Linked DNA regions of Homo sapiens: region 1 is linked to region 2. A link is an interaction called in ENCODE POLR2A ChIA-PET data of the cell type or tissue named here. Cell type or tissue: A673. All regions are shown on one strand. Links, peaks and the distances in the headings refer to the core of each region. The heading gives the core; the rest is flanking DNA.

Region 1 (5,000 bases), core at 1-5,000, 1.0 Mb after region 2:
AGGGCAGAAGGATCGCTTGAATCCAGGAGTTTGAAAACAGCCTGGGCAAAACAGTGAGACTCAGTCTCTACAAAAAATAAAATTTAGCCTGGTGTGGTGGCTCATGCCTGTAGTCCTAGCTCCTTGGGAGGCCAAGGTGGGAGGATTGCTTGAACCTGGGAGATCAAGGCTGCAGTGAGCTGTGATAGTGCTATTGCACTCCAGCCTGGGGAACAAAAACGCTGTCTCAAAAAAAAAAAAAAGTCTTAAATAAAGAGGAAAAGTTTGAATTTTCTGGAAAACTGCTTCTGTAAAACAACTCAATTTCCTATTGTGCTACAGAAATGAAACATCACCTTGTTAAATCTACAAAATTTTCAATCTCTTCCATTTCTAGCAGTGTGGGATACAGCAAATTCTTTTTTTTTGATGAGGGGACAGGGTCTCACTCTGTTGCCCAGACTGGAATACAGTAGCATAATCACAGCTCACTGCAGCCTCTACCTCCCAGGCTCAAGCGCTCCTCCCATCTCAGCCTCCCGAGTAGCTGGGACTACAGGTGTGTGCCACCATGCCTGGCTAATTTTTGTATTTTTTAAGAGATAGGGTTTCACCATGTTGCCCAGGATGGTCTGGAACTCCTGGGCTCAAGTGATCTACCTGCCTCAGCCTCCTAAAGTGCTAGGATTACAGGCATGAACCGCCACACCCAGCCAGCAAAGCCTTTTTTTTTTTTTTTTTTTTGAGACGGAGTCTTGCTCTGTCGCCCAGGCTGGAGTGCAGTGGCACAATCTTGCCTCACTGCAACCTCCGCCTCCTGGGTTCACGCCATTCTCCTGTCTCAGCCTCCTGAGTAGCTGGGACTACAGGCGTCCGCCACCACGCCTGGCTAATTTTTTGTATTTTTAATAGAGACGGGGTTTCACCATGTTAGCCAGGATGGTCTCGATCTCCTGACCTGGTGATCCACCCTCCTCGGCCCCCCAAAGTGCTGGGATTACAGGCGTGAGCCACAGGCGCCTGGCCAATTTTTGTATTTTTAGCCATGTTGGCCAGGCTGGTCTTGAACTCCTGACCTCAGGTGATCTGCTAGCCTCCGCCTCCCAAAGTGCTGGAATTGTAGGTGAGAGCGACCGCCCAAGGCCTTAGGACTGCCCTTTATATGCCACACCCCCACCATGGACACAGTTGACTGGACTAGAGGCAAACTGCAGCTGGGCCAACCAGATTGTCTCTCCAGGGAATTTGATTGGATAGCAGGATTGCCCTGTATTTCCCACCCCTGCCATGGCCACGGTTGATTGGACTAGAGGTGGAGCCCCAATTCAAACTGGGCCAATCAAATTCGGTCTTCAAGACAGGGCTATTCATTGACTTGAGATATAAATAGGGTGGCCACCTTCTTCTGTGAGCCCAGAGGAACAGAGAAAGCATATCTGCAAGCAGAACCAAGGGTTCCTGCAGAGAGGAAAGACCACACAGTGAGAGGGAGAGACTGCAACAGAGACAGGGGCTAAGAAGAGAGAGAAATTGGCCGGGTGCGGTGGCTCACGCCTGTAATCCCAGCACTTTGGGAGGCCGAGGCGGACGGATCACGAGGTCAGGAGATAGAGACCATTCTGGCTAACACGGTGAAACCCTGTCTCTACTAAAAATACAAAAAATTAGCCAGGCGTGGTGGCACCCGCCTGTAATCCCAGCTACTCGGGAGGGTGAGGCAGGAGAATCGGTTGAACGTGGGAGGTGGAGGATGCAGTGAGCCGAGATCGCACGACTGCACTCCAGCCTGGGCAACAGAGAGAGACTCCGTATCAAAAAACAAAAAACAAAACAAAACAAAACAAAAATAGCCTGGCATGGTGGCGGGCGCCTTTAATCTCGGCTACTCAGGAGGCTGAGGCAGGAGAATTGCTTGAACCCGGGGGGCGGAGGTTGCAGTGAGCCGAGATCGCGCCATTGCACTCCAGTCTGGGCAACAAGAGCACAGCTCCGTCTCAAAAAACAAAAACAAACAAACAAAAAAAAATAGAAATAAAGTCAGAGAGACAGTCTGAAAAACAGAGCATTGTAGGCCAGACGCGGTGGCTTACGCCTGTAATCCCAGCACTTTGGGAGGCCGCGGCGGGTGGATCACGAGGTCAGGACATCGAGACCATCCTGGCTAACACGGTGAAACTCTGCCTCTACTAAAAATACACACAAAAAAAGTTAGCCGGGCGTGGTGGCGGGCGCCTGTAGTCCCAGCTACTCGGGAGGTTGAGGCAGGAGAATGGCGTGGACCCGGGAGGCGGAGCTTGCAGTGAGCCGAGATGGCGCCACTGCATTCCAGCCTGGACAACAAAGCGAGACTCTGTCTCAAAAAAAAAAAAAGAAAAAAGAAAAGAAAAGAAAAAGAAAAACAGAGCATGTAACCCAAGATTGAATTAGAAATTGAGAGAACCAAAGCCACCGAGCATGAGAGAAGACAAGTTAATTGAAACCAGAAAGAGTGATTACCTGGATTCTGATGGCTCTGCAATTCTTGGTTCCAGTCCTTCCTGAGGTTACCTGGCACCCCTGTTACTTGTAATCAAAAGACTGCCAGTGCACAGTCCCACCTCTATTCTTTGGCTCTAGCCAACACCTTTACCTGAAACCCCATCTACCTCTAATTTTGCTTAAGTCCTCTCAATCCTTCCAGACTCTGTTCTTGTCCCAACATCTTGGTGACATTTTTCTCTTATCACGTCAGCTGCTAGAACTCTTTGAACTTGAGAGAACATTGTTTGAAAACTCCCTTGTTTGTAAGCAGAAGCAACCTGATCTGCCCATCTACCTGCCTGTTCCCCTCCTCCATGCCATATGGTACCGACCTTCACAGAATTCGCACTCAGTAACTGGGTGATCAGAAGGCTGAGACTGAAACGCTAGGGCTTTCCTGAGATGAGCATTTTGTCCATCCAGTGTGCAGTCTCCACAGGGGAACAACCGACAAATCAGCAGTGGTTTAATGAACTGAAAGCATCCTGGGAATGGTGCTATTAGCCTCACTGAAAATCATGAAAAGGGCTTTAGAAATCCTTCATTTATAGGTGAGTAAATTGAGGTCCAGGGGAAAGTTATGCAGCTAGCAAGGAGCACATTTGATTTTGGAGGCAAGACTCTTAGGAATTAAGTATCATGAGTTCAACTCAAGAATGCTGGCTAGGCCTGGCGGCAGTTCACACCTGTAATCCCAGCGCTTTGGGAGGCTGAGGTGGGTGGATCACCTGAGGTCAGGGGTTCAAGACCAGCCTGGCCAACATGGTGAAACCCTGTCTCTACTAAAAATACAAAAATTAGCTGGGCATGGAGGTGCACACCTGTAATCCCAGCTACTCGGGAGGCTGAGGCAGGAGAATCGCTGGAACCCCGGGGGCAGAGGTTGCAGTGAGCCAAGATCGCACCACTGCACTCCAGCCTAGGCGAAAGAGCAAAACTGCGTCTCAAAAAAAAAAAAAAAAGTGTTTCCTTGTCTGAAAGAGAGGTATCTGCCTGCAAGCCCCACCCAGCCTGCAGTCCCTGGTTTTGCACATCTGTTTCTGCTTGTGCCTCTCGTTCCTGACAGCCATACCATTAGCAGGCCACCTCCTAGCTATCATTCAGACCTCAAATTAGATGTCACCTTTTCTAAGAAGACTTCTTTGACCACTACTTCCTCAAAGTCTGATGCCATGACATGTAGTATGTTTTGTACTATCTCATAAAAGCTTGTCTACTTGCATACATGGTTTGGCACTCAATAAATGTTTGGCGAGTGAAGGAAAAAGTCAGGCATCAGATGCTGTGTGCTGGAGTCCATTTATTCAGGCCCTCAATTGAGAACAGCAAGGAAAGTGCCCTAGAGTGGGGAACCAGTCAGCCCACCTTCCCCAGCAACCCACCCCCCCCCGACCCTCCCCCTCCCCCCGTGAGTTTGAAGTGAACTGGTGGTCAGGTTGAAGCAGCAGGCACTCTGGCTCCTGAAGTGGCTGGGGCGATGGTGCTGCAGATAGCTGTGCACTCACAACAGGGGCAGTCAAGCCTCCCCAAGCAGTCAGTGAGAGCTGCTTCCTGGGAGCAGTGGGACAGATGTGGAGTCTGGAAGTGGGTCAAGTTGCAATCACAAGACCACTAGTCCTCACTCCTGCAGATGCTTGCTTTTTCTATGGTTATTGTGATGTGCTCAGCTAGAGAAATTTCTAATTGCTTACAAACCAAATTCCCAGGAGCCGGGCAGATGGTGATCCAAGAGTACAAATCCAGCCCAGGCCAGAGATGGGTAAAGGAGCTGCACTAGGCTGGCCAGGGCATCAGGGAAAGCTTTTTGTCCTGATTGTAAACAGTGTCCTCTCTTCTCCCAAACCCTTTGGACTCTTGCCTGACAGATTCTGGAGGGGTTGGGATAGGGGCAGTGAGTGCATCCTATCCAACCCCACACCCCACTACCCTGACTGTAATGCCGCTGAGATCGCTCTGGCACCACCTATGGGCCTCTGATTTACTATTTTAAACCAAATACCTTTTCCAAAACCAAAACTCTGCCCGTTTGGACCAATTGTTTTGCTCCAGGGACAGGGTCTGTAACACACAACAGAGATCTGGTGTCTGGAAAAGTTGAACATCTTTAGAAGAGCATAAAGAAAAAAGTAAAAGCCCATTTCTGAGTGAGGCCGGCCAGCCCAGCTGGAGAAGGCAACAGGCTGTTGGGAGAGCCAAAGGACCACTTGGCCAGCTTGTCAGACCCTGGGCCAAGCCATTGTATAAGCTCCAAAGTATTGGAAAGAAGGAAAGAAAAAAATCGGGACGTGTTTTTAGTCTTGCTCAGGAGCCCAGAACATGCTCACAACTCCAGGAATCTGCTCTTTTCTGCAAACGGAAAATGTGATCCATGAGAACAAATTTGACTGCTGGAGTGTGTGCCTATGTTGCCCTGCCCTGTAACTTAGGGGGCGAGGACTTACACCACCTGTGACTGCTTTCCAGAGTCCCCTGTACTCCTCTGAGAAGCTGGCTCACTTTAA
Region 2 (8,028 bases), core at 1,794-6,793:
CTCCCTCCCAGGGTCATGGTGTCTGCAAGTCACCCAGGTTAGGCCAAACATGATTTTACTACATTACCTCTGGCAAGTGAGACAACTCAGAAATATGTGGACATCTGTTGTGTTAGGAAAGTATTGTTAATCTGGTTTGCAAAAGGTATGCTAAAAACAGTGTCAGCCCAAAGAGGCCAAAGTAATGAGGAGCAGCAGAGCTGAACATAGTATTAGGTAAATGGTGTAACTGCCTGTCCTCTATCTAAGTGCCAAGGAAGCTGGTAAAACTTAGTTTATAGGGAGTAGAGGAAGTTGCATGTTTCAAAAGAGTTGCCAAAGACACCTCAGTTGGATCCATTTCTAAAGGACACTTTACGAGGCCAGGCACGGTGGCTCACATCTGTAATCCCAGGACTTTGCGAGGCCAAGGCAGGTGGATCACTTGAGGTCAGGAGTTTGAGACCAGCCTGGATGACATGGCAAAAACCCATCTCTACTAAATATCCAAAAATTAGCTGGGTGTGGTGGCACGTGCCTGTAATCCCAGCTGCTCTAGAGGCTGACAGGAGAATCGCTTGAACCCGGGAAACAGCAGTTGCAGTAAGCCAAGATCGCGCTACTGCACTCCAGCCTGGATGACAGAGCCAGACTCCATCTCGAAAAAAAAAAAAAAAAAGAGAGAAAAAGAAATATGCTTATTTTGTAATTATAAAAAGACAAGGATAAACCATAATGTTAAAAAGGAAAATACCAAAGAGCTGCTCTTGCAGCTCTGTTTTGAACAAGCTGCTCTCTTCTATTGGTGTACAGATCCCAGGATCTCCTAACTTTATTATTATATTAGGGATTCCCTTTGTTTCTTTCCTGTGCTGGATCTCTGGTTTCCTGGATCCCAGATATTCCTTTCTTTTTATTTTTTTTGAGATAGAGTCTTGTTGTGTCGCCCAGGCTGGAGTGCAGGGGCGCAATCTCAGCTCACTGCAACTTCTGCCTCCCGAGTTTAAGTGATTCTCCTGCCTCAGCCTCCCAAGTAGCTGGGACTACAGGTACCCACCACCACGCCCAGCTAATTTTTTAAAATTACTTTTTAGTAGAGATGGAGTTTCACCATAGTGGCCAGGCTGGTCTTGAACTCCTGACCTTGTGATCTGCTCACCTCGGCCTCCCAAAGTGCTGGGATTACAGGCATGAGCTATTGCACACAGCTGCTACTCTCTTGTTCTATTAATTCTGATAACACACATCCTCATGTGGCTTCACAAGAAAGTGTGCCTGAGAAATAAAATTGAGTTTTTTGTTTTGTTTTGTTTTGTTTTGTTTTAAAGAGACAGGGTCTTGCTCTGTCACCCAGGCTGAAATGCAGTGGTACGATCATGGCTCACTGCAGCCTCAAACTCCTGGGCTCAAGCGATCCTCCCGCCTAAGCCTTCCTGGCAGCCAGGACTATAGGCACATAGCACCACACCTAGCCAATTTTTCTGTTTTGTGTAGAGACAATATCTTGCTATATTGCCAGGATGGTCAAGAACTCCTGGCCTCAAGTGATCCTCCTGCCTAGGCTTCTCAAAATGCTGGAATTATCGGTGTTAGCCACTGTGCCTGGCTCCTAAGAGCAATGATTTTTTTCTCTTTTTTTTTGAGACGGAATCTCAGTCCATCACCCAGGCTGGAGTGCAATGGCGTGATCTCGGCTCACTGCAACCTCTGCCTCCCAGGTTCAAGCGTTCTCCTGCCTCAGCCTCCTGAGTAGCTGGAACTATAGGCATGCGCCACCATGCCCAGCTAATTTTTGTATTTTTAGTAGAGACGGGGTTTCACCATGTTGGCCAGGATGGTCTCAATCACTTGACCTTGTGATCTGCCCACCTTGGGCTCCCAAAGTGCTGGGATTATAGGTGCGAGCCACCACGCCTGGCCATCCTAGCTAATTTTTTAACTTTCTGTAGAGATGAGCTCTCCCTTTGTTGCTCAGTCTTGTCCAATCCATCATGGTTTTTTTTGGGGGGGATGGAGCCTCATTCTGTCACCCAGGCTAGAGTATGCAGTGGCATGATCTCGGCTCACTGCAACTTCTGCCTCCCAGATTCAGGCAATCCTCCCACCTCAGCCTCCTGAGTAGCTAGGATTACAGGTATGCGCCACCGGGCCTGGCTAATTTTTTTTTTTTTGTATTTATAGTACAGATGGGGTTTCACCATGTTGGCCAGGCTAGTCTTGAACTCCTGACTTCAAGTGATCCACCTGCTTTGGCCTCCCAAAGTGCTGTGATTACAGGAGCTACCACGCCCAGCCTCAATCCATCATTTTAACCTATATGATCCTATGTGGTTTTCTATAGGGCCAAAACTGTCTTTCAAGCTGTGATTAAGATCTTTCCATGAATCACTCCTTGTAACAGCATATCCTAGATGATCAAGGCTACCAAGATGCATTTCTACATGTACAAACCTGTCTGCACCTTTATAAGAATTTATGTTTGACAGCTCTGAGTTCACTGTGTGTCCCAACTGATGGTGTCACTTACCAGTATGAGAACAATATTGAGGCTAAGATTATTAAAAACATTCACATGTAAGACAAGTTAAGAGATACCAGATGTTCTAGTACTAAACAGAAAAAAGAGATTCAGAATAGCCCAAATGAAATCAGAAATAATTTTCTTAAGATCACATTGATTCCAGGGAGAAAAAAGGAAACAGCCCAACTTCCTGGGTACCCACTCAGAAACAGATGACTTATACAAATTAACATTCTCAGCTTATGCGTTAAGGCACATATCATGGAATGAGCAACATATGCAGTCCTTTAGTCCTCTATTCAAAAAATACTTGTAAGTTTCAGGTCTTTACAATTCACAGACTTGACACTAACACAATCCTACCTTGATGTTATTTTTATGGTTTATCATGAATGCATCAAGGTGGTAGGACTAGGTTAACCAGAAATCAGTATCAGAAATCATATAGATGTTTCTTAGTCAATGACAACAGGAAGTAATCATTTTAACAAGCGACTCTTACCCAAGTCCACCTAGACAGAAAATCTACAGAGATATTCAATTAGCCCTTCCTGTAAGCTTCCTTTCTAAGGCTGCCGAAGGTTCAGAAGCAAGCCAACATTCCACCAGCCAAGCTGGAAAGGCCAGGAAAAGGCAATAAAGGCAGTAAATACCTGCACTGATCCCCCATGGCGGTCTGCAGCCAAGTGAGACGTTAGGTATGAGGTATTGGTCTGCCGGCTGGGCTGAATTTCCCACTCTCCTCGGCGCTCTGATGATACATTCTGCTTAGGCGTTAGAAAGCATGAGAGCAAGATATGGAAGGAAAGGTGAAGCAACAGCAAGCAATAACAAAATCAAGTACATTCGTGTCCCTGTAGGTTTTTCTTTCGGTTTTGGATTTTAAACTAACAACCACTGGAAAGCAGTGAGGAAAAGTAAGCTTGTCTACATTCATTTTAGCCTTAATGAGTCAATACATGAATCTATATCACACCCTCCTTACCCAGAACCAGAAAACCAATAACGACCAAAAGAGGAGGGAGGGGGAAAAAACACACAGTCAAAGCTGGGATCATCTTTTAGTTTCCATAGAGGTAAAATTTCAGTAGCCACTAAGCAGATCAAACTCAGAATGTTAAGATTGTTCGGAGTGGTGGCATACGCCTATAATCTCAGCACTTTGGGAGGCCAAGGTGGGCGGATCACGAGGTCTGGAGTTCGAGACCAGCCTGACCAACATGGTGAAAGCCTGTCTCTACTAAAATTACAAAAATGAGCTGGGCATGGTGGCGCACACCTGTGATCCCAGCTACTCGGGAGGCTGAAGCAGGAGAATTGCTTAAACCCAGGAGGTGGAGGTTGCAGTGAGCCAAGATCGCGCCACTGCACTCCAGCCTGCGCGACAGAGCAAGACTCCATCTCGAAAAAATAATAATAATAATAACAAAAAAAATAGCTACATCGTTTGCCTGGTTCTTCTAGCTAACAGCGTCTAGACTGAATTAGAAAAAGTTTACTTATTAATATGATACTATGAATTATTTTCTTCTGGAAAGCAAAAGGAGGGTCGACCTTCAACTAAAAACCTCTTTGGATTCTGCTTTCACCTTAGTATCATTCAGGCTCTCCTTCTTTACCTGCTTTTTACATCTGCTACTATTCTGATCTTGCTCATATGTGACTTTTGTCCAGAAGAATCTGTTTAGGTGCCTCTTCCCCTGTGCCAGATGGCTGAGTTGTTAACATCATAATGCTCAGCTGTAACAGTCCTAAGGCTCTACAAAAATGAAAAATGAGTAGTTGGAGAGGCAGCAATGAGGGATTAGTAAATCAAATTTTAATTGCTGCTGATATAAACAGCTGCAGGGGTTAGGATGTGATATTGCTGCTCTGCATGAAAACCAGAAAGGACTATAAATCTTACAAATGTTCACAGCTATAAAAGTTGTATTCTATAAAAAACGAAGGGCAAGGAAGTAATGGTTTGAGGGTCTATATTCACTCCCCATATTTCAGTATCTCATTGACAAGAGTTGCTTAAAGCTCACCCGTAAGTCACCAAAAAGGCATTTCTCGTAAAAATCAGAGCTTTGTACACCAGCTACAATTTACTTTTTTTTTTTTTTTTTTTTTGAGACGGAGTCTCGCTCTGTCGCCCAGGCTGGAGTGCAGTGGCGCATTCTCGGCTCACTGCAAGCTCCGCCTCCCAGGTTCACGCCACTCTTCTGCCTCAGCCTCCTGAGTAGTTGGGACTACAGGCGCGCAGCACCATGCCCGGCTAATTTTTTTTGTATTTTCAGTAGAGACAGGGTTTCACCGTGTTAGCCAGGATGGTCTCGATCTCCTGACCTCGTGATCCGCCTGCCTCAGCCTCCCAAAGTGCTGGGATTACAGGCGTGAGCCACCACGCCTGGCCAATTTACTCCTTTTTATTAATGGAATACGAAGTCATATGGACAAGAGTATTATAAAGGATCCTGTTCATATTTTCTCTGCTCTTCCTCAGAGAATAAACATATTCTATGAGAAGGCAGCTGTATGGACTTGCTCTATTACCTTATAAATGAGGGGTTTGATTTTATGCTGCTAGTTATGTTAGAGAGAATCAAAGCTACCCAAAATATTCCCCTACTACAATTATTTCTGCCAAAAGAGGTTCAAATGTTTCATTTTCCAAAATAAGACTGGTGTACAACATAATCATAAACTTATTTTTATTTTTTTGGTTGAGATAGAGTTTCACTCTTGTTGCCCAGGCTAAAGTGCAATGGCGCGATCTCCGCTCACCACAACCTCCGCCTCTCAGGTTCAAGCGATTCTCCTGCCTCAGCCTCCCAAGTAGCTGGGATTACAGGCATGTGCCACCATGCCTGGCTAATTTTGTATTTTTGGTAGAGACAGGGTTTCTCCAGGTTGGTCAGGCTGGTCTTGAACTCCCGACCTCAGGTGATCCACCCGCCTCGGCCTCCCAAAGTGCTGGAATTACAGGCGTGAGCCACCGTGCCGGCCATATTTTATAAACTTACTGACATTGTCTATATCCTCAGAGCACTTAGTCTCATTTATTCTGACTGCTGGAGATCTGAGAATAAACCTATTCTTGTAATATTAGAAGTAATATCTATAACTAAACCTATCAGTGATAGACTTTTTCAGTTCTCTAGAACTTTTTATTTTTTGTAATATTGAAATATAATATTTAAGCTCTTAAACTATTATACAGTACTGTCAGGTTTCTAAAAACTTAAGTGCTTAAAAAAATCCAGACAATGGTAAGCCATTTAATGTTGAGTTCTATAATACATACTAAATGCAATTACATCTCATGAATGCTCTCTGTTTTTGCATTTGTTTTTTTGTTTTGTTTTGTGTTTTTGAGATGGAGTCTTGCTCTGTCACCCAGGCTGGAGTGCAGTGGCACGATCTCGGCTCACTGCAAGCTCCGCCTCCCGAGTTCACGTCATTCTCCTGCCTCAGCCTCCCGAGTAGCTGGGACTACGGACGCGCGCCACCAGGTTGCTAATTTTTTTATATTTTTAGTAGAGACGCGGTTTCCCTGTGTTAGCTAGGATGGTCTCGATTTCCTGACCTCATGATCTGCCCGCCTCGGCCTCCCAAAGTGCTAAGATTATAGGTGTGAGCCACGGCACCCAGCCTGCATTTGTTTTTGAGGCAGATAAAATAGAAAATGGCTGGAAATGTATGTTCATGTATACTCATGGGCTTTTAAAGTTAAGAAAACCCTGGACAGCTGATCAACAATTATTTCCATTTTTACTGACTACACATAAGAACTCTGGTTTTATGCTATTGTCTGATTCACAGGGCTATGTGGTTCTTTATATTCATTCTAGTTCAATAAATAATTTGTTGAAAGATTTAAGATTTTTGTTTAAATGAAAATACCAAGACATTTTTCAAAGGCCTAAAAATCACATTCCATCTCCATTCTCAAAGCAATATGCTATTTATCTTTTAAAGATAAATAGAAAACTAATGTTAACACTCTAGATTGCTTCATAAATGCTTCCACTATGATGAAGGAAAAACACACTATACCATACTACTGCCCGCCAATGCCTTCTGTATCTGTTGAAAACATCAAAACTAAGTACAGATGTGAACCTAGGGGTTGCGGGTTTATTACTTTGGAAGCAAGTTTTCGGTAAGATGTTAAATTCTAGGGCTACTGTTTTCTGGAATTTAAGAGCTTGGACCGGTATCTAGAGGATAACATAGTAGAAAGGGCCATTTGCAGTTTTAGAAAGCAACAGAATGCCTAGGAAATAGATGAAACCAAAGAAAGCTGACAACTACAGCAGTCTGCTAGTGTAACTCTCCAAGAAAGGTATTCTAGGCAATACTGTGTACACAGGAGTTATGATTAGGCCTCATCAGCACAGTAGCTAGTTAGATTAAGCAAACTAGTGGAAGAGATCAGCATGTAAATCCTTCATTCTTAAAGATCACTCATGCATACACATCTAATTAAATGTCACTCAAGAGGTGCATGAGTAGAAAAGTCATTCAGCAAAGTCAATTTCTCTGCATTACTTGAAAAGCAGAGCTCCACATGGAGTGTGTAAGTCCCCCAAAGCAGGAGCAGGAATCTCAAGTAGTGGTAACTCCTTGGGGGAACGCTTTAAAATTTTCAGTCGTGATTGCATCACCTTCATGGAAATGATTGGTTTACTATGTAGTAGGTAAATCTTGAAACAAGAAAGTAGCAATCCAGCATAGCATAAATGAAAGGTAAAGGTAACAAAAATACTTGAGAAAACACAGAAGACTGTTGAAAAAGTGAAAACCCCCACCTATGCCCTATGGCAGGGGAAAAAAATCTCTCCCAGCATTCATTTGGCAGGGATTAATGTAAGAGTGACACTAACAAAGTGCCATAATCCCAGCACTTTGGGAGGCTGAGGGGGGCGGATCACCTAAGGTCAGGAATTCAAGACCAGCCTCGCCAACATGGTGAGACCCTGTCTCTACTAAAAATGCAAAAATTAGCCGGGAGTGGTGGCATATGCCTATAGTCCCAGCTACTTGGGAGGCTGAGAACCCAGGAGGCAGAGGTTGCAGTGAGCTGAGATTGTGCCACCACACTCCACCCTGAGTGACAGAGTGAGATCTGCCTAAAAAAAAAAAAAAAAAAAAAAAAAAAAAAAAATCACCAAATCCTATTCTTCATAAAAAACTCATTTTAAAAAATTATTTTTGATTACATATACAAACAACTTTATCTACTTCACTTTATGGCTCAAAAAATACCTTAAAAGCTGCCATTTATAAAGAAACATTTTGGCCTCTCATGTAAGTCTTCTCAGCCTCATTAACTGTCTTCAACTATAAACTAACAAGAATGAGACTGAATAGTACCAAAAGGTTAGCAAAGAGAATATACTGGATTACATTCTGGTTTTATCACACTTCCAATATTAAAATTTCTTTTTTTTCTTTTATGATATGGTGGGGGTAAGACGGAAGAAGAAAAGAATGGAACAGGAGCCAGCTGTGGTGGCTCACGCCTGTAATCCCAGCACTTT

What was found. Peaks named below come from ENCODE experiments on the same cell type or tissue, not always from the same donor. Only the 100,000 strongest peaks of a DNase experiment are listed, where the experiment ranks them.
Region 1: POLR2A ChIA-PET joins it to region 2 with 5 read pairs; 2 of 35 experiments call an interaction of 5 or more read pairs at or near these places.

What each region holds. Positions count from the first base shown.
Region 1 is chr15:65,190,978-65,195,977 of GRCh38, forward strand. CILP (cartilage intermediate layer protein) reads right to left here. Exons shown (of 9, transcript NM_003613.4): 9 at 3,783-5,000. Among named protein-coding and RNA genes, the nearest start is that of CLPX, 8.1 kb to the left of the region's middle. RefSeq lists an enhancer at 1,094-1,388. In A673, for the core only: no CTCF peak of the experiment used is centred there; no DNase peak of the experiment used is centred there.
Region 2 is chr15:64,185,222-64,193,249 of GRCh38, forward strand. All of the region lies in intron 10 of CSNK1G1 (casein kinase 1 gamma 1), which reads right to left. Among named protein-coding and RNA genes, the nearest start is that of PPIB, 26 kb to the left of the region's middle. In A673, for the core only: no CTCF peak of the experiment used is centred there; no DNase peak of the experiment used is centred there; H3K27ac peaks cover 2,455 bases.